Regions from separate parts of the Homo sapiens genome. Here region 1 is linked to region 2. Evidence: chromatin contacts called from ENCODE Hi-C data. All regions are on one chromosome and are shown on one strand. Each heading gives the region's core, a stretch centred on a gene start or an enhancer-like site at or near the end of the contact. The rest is flanking DNA. Distances are from core to core; before and after follow the strand shown. Region 1 holds the start of ADAMTS17 (ADAM metallopeptidase with thrombospondin type 1 motif 17). Region 2 holds the start of IGF1R (insulin like growth factor 1 receptor).

Region 1 (3,777 bases), core at 308-2,807, 1.7 Mb before region 2:
GGTTGTTGACCTGGACAGAGGCAAGGGGGAGAAACACAGCCCCAGGCCTGGCCAAGAGCAGGACCTGTGCAGATGCCCCCAGAACTGTAGGTGCCAAGCAGTGAGGGCAGCCCCTTTTGTGGCAAGCCTCTGTGGAGGGTCACTGTTCAGCCTTGGGGTTCATTATATTTCGGGGAAGGTGGCCAGTGTTATAGATTCCTTCAGATGATATGTAATCCTGTGATGAATTTAGATTCCGAGGCTTCAAGCAGCATCCAGCGGGGAACTATAACCTTTCTGCTATGATAAAATGGAAAAGAGCAGGACAGGGAAGGGACGGGAAACCTGAGATTGGTTATGGTTACACTTAATTGTTTTTTTTGTTTTGTTTGGTTTTGTTTTGTTTTTTTGAGATGGAGTCTTGCTCTGTTGCCCAGGCTGGAGTGCAGTGGCACAATCTCGGCTCACTGCAACCTCCACCCCCCGGGTTCAAGCGATTCTTCTGCCTTAGCCTCCCGAGTAGCTGGGACTACAGGTGTGCGCCATCACGCCTGGCTAATTTTTGTATTTTTAGTAGAGACAGGGTTTCACCATATTGGCCAGGCTAGTCTGGAACCCCTGACTTCGTGACCCGCCCGCCTTGGCCTCCCAAAGTGCTGGGATTACAGGCATGAGCCTCTACAAGATGCTATTCAGCAAGCTAATGGAGTCACCTTCCCTGCAGACCTCAGTTATATTGTGGCAGGAAAGGATCAACTCATTCTGTTTCTGGGAGACTCACGTTCAAGGCTAGGCTTTGGGACTTTGTGCCTCCGTTTCCTAACCTGTAACACTGAGTCCTGCTTCCCTCGGGGCGGGGGGATCCTGCTGTTAATAAGAAGCACCAAGCCAGAAATCAGGATCACAAATTCTAGCCTCTGCTCCAACAGGAACTCTCTGGGTAACTTCAGCGTTTTTCCTTAAGCTCTCTCTCTTCCTCAGTTTTTCAGTCTGTAAGAGGGTGTGAGCATGCGTGTTGCACTGGCTCCTGTGGGATTAAAGAAGACAGGAGGTGTGAAGAGTTTGGATAAACGCCGCGGATATAGCCTTCAGGTGCTAACTCAGGTGTGCGGGAAAGTGGACTGGGAGTCTTTGCGGCCACAAACAACTAAAACCTAACTTCAGATGTAAAGATTATATGCAGTTTTGGATGAAACCGCTTGGCCGGGGCGATTTCCGCCCTACCTTCCCGGGAAACTGGGCAGCAGGCTGAGAGAGTTCCAAAATGAGGACAAGCTCTGAAGACCAGCCCCGCATCCTCCAGCTCTTCCAGGGTCCCACGGCTCCGGTCGGCTCCCGCGCGCCACCTGGTGCCGTGTCCCCGCCACTGCCCAGAAACCACGTGTAAGAAAGCGCTGACAACCTAACTACGCACTGTGGTTTCGACCCATCCCAACCAGTAGGGAAGGAGGAGGCGGGGCGGAGGAAAGCGAGGGCCCAATCCCCTCCCGCCTTCCGAGGGGAAGGCGGGGCTTGGGGTTTACCACGTTGGGTTTGTCCGCAGCGCTAATTACTTTTTCCAAAGGCTGGAGGGCTTCACTCCGGCTGGCGCCGCCGCCTAGCGCGCTCCTGCTTCGCCGCCACGGTCCGGGGGGGCTGCCGGTCCCGGGTACCATGTGTGACGGCGCCCTGCTGCCTCCGCTCGTCCTGCCCGTGCTGCTGCTGCTGGTTTGGGGACTGGACCCGGGCACAGGTAGCGCCCCCTCCCACAGCCCTCTTCACCCCGCGTCCTGCGGCTACCTTCCCTCTGCGTTCTCGCGGCGTCCTGGCGGCCCGGGGGCGGCGGCGGGACCGCTGACGGCGCCCGAGCGGAGGAGGCGCGGGCCGCGGCCGGAGTACGGGAATCGGGTGGCTCCGTGGCAGGCGCGCCGCCGCCGGGTCTCCGCTCGCCGATGCGCGGCGCCGTTCCGGGAGGTGCTCGCGCGGCTGCGCCGGAGACCCTCCCCGGGTGGCGCGGGCCAGCGTGGAGGTGCCGGGCGAGGGAAGGGAAGGCAGCGCCGGCTCCGGGTCGCGCTGTCCCCGCGCTGGCGCGGCTGGCGGCCAGCGGGAGGGCGGGCGTCCGGGCGGGCCCCGCCGCGCTGACGCGTCTCCTCTCTCCCCGCAGCTGTCGGCGACGCGGCGGCCGACGTGGAGGTGGTGCTCCCGTGGCGGGTGCGCCCCGACGACGTGCACCTGCCGCCGCTGCCCGCAGCCCCCGGGCCCCGACGGCGGCGACGCCCCCGCACGCCCCCAGCCGCCCCGCGCGCCCGGCCCGGAGAGCGCGCCCTGCTGCTGCACCTGCCGGCCTTCGGGCGCGACCTGTACCTTCAGCTGCGCCGCGACCTGCGCTTCCTGTCCCGAGGCTTCGAGGTGGAGGAGGCGGGCGCGGCCCGGCGCCGCGGCCGCCCCGCCGAGCTGTGCTTCTACTCGGGCCGTGTGCTCGGCCACCCCGGCTCCCTCGTCTCGCTCAGCGCCTGCGGCGCCGCCGGCGGCCTGGTACTGCCCGCGCCACCTCCGGGTCGGCCCGTCCGGTCTGTTGCGACGCAGAGTGGTCGCCGTGGAGGGTGGGGGTGGGGCGCCTCTGCTGGAAGTCCAGCCTCCAGGGGAACCGGAGGGAACCCCCTGCCTTTCCACCTCTCCCCATCCCCCACCCCGGCCTTCGGTACCCTCTATAGGCAAAGGGGGTGGGAGGGGCAGCATCCCAGTCCAGCGCCTCTGCAGCCCGTGGAACCCGCGCGGAGCTGGGGTTGCGTGGGGTATACGCCGCCCGCTCTAGGGAGCGCAGATCTGGCAGGGATGAAACTGTCAGGGCCCTGGACAGAGGCGCCTTGGCCCCAATGTAGAGAACACTGCATCTGCACCGCCGTGTCAAAGTGTATGTCACGGGAGTACCTGTGTACGTGTAGGTGTTATGTTCTTGGACTTGGAGGTGGGGGAGTGGGCATTCACCTCCCTTCCTTTTGAGTCTTCTCTCTGTACCTGGAACAGGAAGTTTGGAGAGGTACCCAGACAGGCCACGGCTCACCCCACTCTTCCTAGCTGAAACGTAAGAAACAGGAGAGAAAGGGTGTTTGTCTTTGCTTCCTTATACTATTAGTAGGCATTTATCTGGTGCCCACCCCCAACCAGGCCTGAGGGGTGTTTACATTGGTGATAAACCCTATTCCTGCCCCCAGGAGCTCCCTTGCTGTGGCAGTAACTTCCCTGCCCCGAAGTTCCTGGCCTGTTGCATTTGAGGCACCCGGAACAGGTGCTCCCAGGGGGAGGGGGGGTTCTTGTGTGCACTTGCCCTGCCTGCGCGCACACTTGATCATGTGGCTACACTGGCGCCCAGACGAGCACTCAGCTTCTCCATCGTGCCCCGAAAGCCGCACACATGGCCGGCAGATGGGCTGCCCCCAGCGAAGCTTGGTATGGACCCAGAGCATGAACCGCAGGGGTTCTCTGTCTTCTGTCATGACTGGCCTCTGGGGAGGCAGTTTCTGATATTAGTTTGTGTCTGTCCTTCCCAGGCACAAGAAACTGCTCCCCACACCTCCACCTTTTCTTGTGCCACCATCTAGAATTCTCCAGCCCTTACTCACAGAGTCTGTGGCGAGTCCTCGAGAATCTACGAAGCTAGAAGGCTGGGGGTGCAAGGTCTTATGTGAGACCTCTCTTTCTTCCCAGTCCTGCGGGTATCTCTGTGTGTAGTTTCCTAGATCAGTCTGGCTCTCCTTTCAGGAATTTTCTGAGTTCTGATTAGGGTATGATAGACTTTTGCTCAGCTGGGAAAAATAG
Region 2 (3,835 bases), core at 1,285-3,784:
CTCACCGTTCCCAGTCCCAGTTCTGCGACATTTAAACTTTTAATCGTGTTCAAATTACCCTACCATCTTGAATGTACCAGTAAGCCACACTTTCAACTTTTTCAGAAGAATAAAACCCCCACCTCCTCCGGCCGTAGACACCGGGGGGAGTTCTCGCTCCCCGCATCCCCGCGCTTCCCTACTAACCCCCACCCGACACCACCAAAACAAAAGCTATCAGATTGCAAAAGACAGCGAATGTGGAGCGACACTGCTTATTAACTACGTACAAAGGAAGTGCGGGGCGGCAGAAGAGAGGGCGACACGACGCCGACCACAACAAAACCAAGGCCAGGGCTCCGCGCTCGCAAAACACAACACCCTCCCCGCGCCGCCGCAGACCCTGGCGCTGAAACCACAGCGTACGACACCTCTCGCCAGGGACGGGCGTCTAGGTGTCCCCGTGAGGCGGCGACTACACCCCGCGCTGCGAGCACGTGTGTCGGAATGCACGTCGGCTCCGACCACACACCCACCAACGCACACTCGGATGCGGCCCTAGTACCCCTCCATCCCCCGGCCCGGGAGAAACTGGGAGACCATCCCAGAGCCCTCTGAACTGGGGACCCAGTGGCGCTCCCCGGAAGAGACAAGCTGAGGAAGACTCCCGGCCTCGCACTTCCCGGGGGGCTGCCCAGAGAGCGCTTCCCCTCACCCCACCGCCCAGCCCCGGGACGCCGGGGGCAGGTAACCCAACGAGGAGCGGGCCAAAGTGACGGGCAAGGCCAGGAACCCGAGGAGCCCGAGGGGCAAAAGCACGTTGGGCGACGGGAGGCAGCGACGGGCGCTTGGAGACGTGTCCTGGGGCTTCGGGGCCTCTCCGCAGGGCACCTCCCCCCTCGAGGGCAACTCGCACCCCGCGGGCCGGGCGGCTGCCCGCTCCCCACTGCCCGGTCAGCCCCAGCAGCGGAGACGCGGTGCGGCCCAGGGTGCTGTCGCTGCTGCCTGCGCGCCGCAGGGGATCAGCGCTGTGTGCGGAGAGGCTCTTGCGCATGGAAGGGGCGAGGTGCGGGTCGCGGGGCCCGGGAACCGCGGAGCCCGCCCCGGCACCAACTTCCCTACCGAGTCCTCGCGCCTAGCCGGGAAACACGGCTGGGCTGTCAGGACGGAGAAAGAGAAAAGCCCTTCCCGCGCGGGGATGCGCGGAGCCAGGGCCCGCGGGGCTCCAGACGAACGAGCCCGGGTCCCGGGTCCGCTGCAGCCTCCCTCCCGGCAGAGCCGCCCTGCGCCCCACCCCGCCGCTCCCGAGCCCGGGGGCCCGACAGCTGCGACGGTGGCAACTCGGGTTTCGCAAACAGGGCGCAGCCCCTCGGAGGAAAAGTTCCCGCAGTGGCCGCGGGCGGCGGGCACATACTCACTTTCTCCACTCGTCGGCCAGAGCGAGAGCGCGGCGGAGAGAAACAGGAGCCCCCACAGCGAGGTCGGGGACCCTCCTCCGGAGCCAGACTTCATTCCTTTTATTTGGGATGAAATTCCCCTTTCTCAAAAAAAAAAAAAAAAAAAAAAAAGAAAAGAAAAGAAAAAAAGGAAATGAAAGGAAACAAGTCTCAAACTCAGTCTTCGCTCCCCCTCCAAAAACAAGGGCGAAGGAAACAATACTCCGAAGGCGGCGCCGCCGGGGCCCTCCGGGTGCGCGGACGGGGCGGGCGGCGCGGGGCGGCCCCTCAGCGCCGGCAGCAGCGGCCCAGGGCTCGGCGGAGTCGGGAACCCGAGGCGCGCCGGGGCGGGCTGTCGGCGTCGTCGGCCTCCATTTTCAAACCCGGAGAGGCAGGAAGGGGGGAAAACTGCAAAGAAAGGGGGCAAAGCCCAAATCTGCCTAGGCGAGGAAAAACAAGCCCGGCCCTGGCCGCGCGGGAGGCGGCCGGACGCCCGAGCTTCCGCCGCGGGAGGGCGCGACGCAGTTCGCAAGATCGCCCCGAAGTCCGGGTCACAGGCGAGGCCGGCGAGGGGCAGAAACGCGGAGTCAAAATGAATGAGCGGCTCCCCCTCCTCCTCCTCCTCCTGGCTCCGCTCGCCGCCGCCTCCTCCCTCAGCGCCGCCGCCGCCGCGGCGAGCTCCTTCCCAAATCCAGGACACACACAAAGCGGCGGGCCGGCCGCGCCGCGCTCAGCACTCCCGCCGCGCCGCCCGGCTCTGCGCCGCCGCCCGCCCCGCGCCGGCCCCCGCCCGGCCCCCGCCCGCCGCCGCCTGCTCTGCGCGGGGGCTCCGGCTCGCTGAAGGTCACAGCCGAGGCGAGGCGCGCCGTGGAGCTGCCCCCGCGCGGGAGGGGCGTGGAGGGCGCGGGGGGATCCGGGGAGCGGGGCCGAGGGTCTGCGAGCGCCGGCCGTGGGCAGGCTCGCTGGCGGCGTCCCTCTCGCTCTCCCGCCTCTCTCGAGTTCGCCTGGTGCGCTCGCTCCTCCTCGGGTTTTTTCCCTTTTTTTTTCCGCTCAGCGGAGTTAATGCTGGTAAACAAGAGCCCCAGCCTCGCCGCGCCGCCGCCGCCGCTGCCACACACTGGGGGCTCGCGCGCGCGCGCGCGCCCTGGCCCGCGCACACGCGCCCGCTCGCACACTCGAGCGGCCACCGCCGCAGCAGCGGCGCGCCGAGGGCCCGGCCCAGGCCGGCGCGCGCAAAAAACCGGAGCCCGGTTCCCCAAGACGTGCGGAGCGGAGCCCGGGCGTGGGGCGCGAGACTGCGAGGCGCCGCCCCCATCTCCCGCCCCACCGCCTCCCGCGCGCACACAGAGACACGCGCGCGTGCCCACCCGCTCCCGCCCCCACCGCACTGCGCCGGCCACCCCGCACGCGCCCTCCCCTCCCGCCCGACTCCAAAAACAATGCCCCCGCCGCCGGTCCGGTCTCGGCGGGGCAGGGGTGGGTAGCCAGGGAAAGGCTAGGCAGGGGAGGGGTGGGCAGGAGAGGGGAGGGGTGGGCGGGGAGTGCGGGGCTGGGAGAGGTTCATTGAAAACAACAACAGCGCGGCTGGAAAGCGCGTTTCCCCGGTTCTTGAAAAGCTTCATTGTTTCTTGCAGCTGTTGCAAAATAAATAAATGCGTGCATGCGGCATTTTTTTCGCTGCGTACTGGAAAGCCCGAACGTGGCGGAAGGGGCGCACCTGGGAGAAAGGGGACCCCCCCCCCAGGCTACTACGCCGGGCACTTTCACGCCAGGCTGGGGTGCCCGCGGCGTTGCGACCGTGGAGCCCGGAGTTTGGGGGCTCAGGGGGAGCGGAGGGGGAAGGGCGCGGCCCGTGTGGCTCGGCCCAGAGTGGCTCGAGGAGAGAGGACCCCGCCGCCCCTCGCGGGCCCCGCGCCCCGGAAGGGGGGCCCAGACAGGCAGCGCCGCGTGCCCCGGGCGCGTCCCCGCGGCGGCCGCCAGAGGGCGCGGCGGGCGCTGGGGAGGGCAGCCCGCGGAGAGTCGCCTCCCTCCCTCCGGGGGAGGAAATGTGGGGGCCCGGGCTGGGGGCCGACTCGGCTGGGTCGCGCTGGCGTGGCCTCCCGGACCAGCCGCCCGCCCTGAGCGCTCTCCGCGGCCTCGCGCAGCTCAGGGCTCCACCACGTGGGCGGCTGCGGGGAGCGGCCGGGGCGCGTGCACGCTGCGGGTCTCCGAAGCTCGGGGGGCGTGTCCGGGTCCCGGGGCGCCGAGGAGGGGGTGGAGGCTGGGGCCGGGAAGCCTCCCTTGGCCGCGGTCCCGACCCGGGAACACGCCGCATGCACTCGGGATCAGCGGCTACTGCGGAAACCCACCCGCACCTGTCTCGGGTCCTCCCAGGCACGTTCCTCTTGCTTCGTTTGCTACGTAAGTGACTGGAAACCAGT

What was found. Hi-C counts contacts between places; a loop is a spot of excess contacts on that map. Pooled maps may share reads with other maps.
Region 1: a loop to region 2 is called in a map of CD4-positive, alpha-beta T cell, with 14 times the contacts of the local background. The contact joins the promoter of ADAMTS17 here to the promoter of IGF1R in region 2. A Hi-C loop is called at or near these places in 1 of 168 maps with a recorded cell type or tissue (CD4-positive, alpha-beta T cell), 1 of 37 single-sample maps with no recorded cell type and 8 of 50 pooled maps.

Annotation. Positions count from the first base shown.
Region 1 is chr15:100,339,755-100,343,531 of GRCh38, reverse strand. It overlaps ADAMTS17 (ADAM metallopeptidase with thrombospondin type 1 motif 17), which reads left to right and starts at 1,557. Exons shown (of 22, transcript NM_139057.4): 1 at 1,557-1,711; 2 at 2,123-2,493. The coding sequence starts at 1,633. RefSeq lists an enhancer at 2,705-3,223.
Region 2 is chr15:98,647,238-98,651,072 of GRCh38, reverse strand. It overlaps IGF1R (insulin like growth factor 1 receptor), which reads right to left and starts at 2,534. Exons shown (of 21, transcript NM_000875.5): 1 at 1,398-2,534. The coding sequence starts at 1,491. IRAIN (IGF1R antisense imprinted non-protein coding RNA) reads left to right here and starts at 286. Exons shown (of 1, transcript NR_126453.2): 1 at 286-3,835. RefSeq lists silencers at 2,510-2,779, 3,150-3,209, 3,270-3,739, 3,750-3,799 and an enhancer at 3,811-3,835.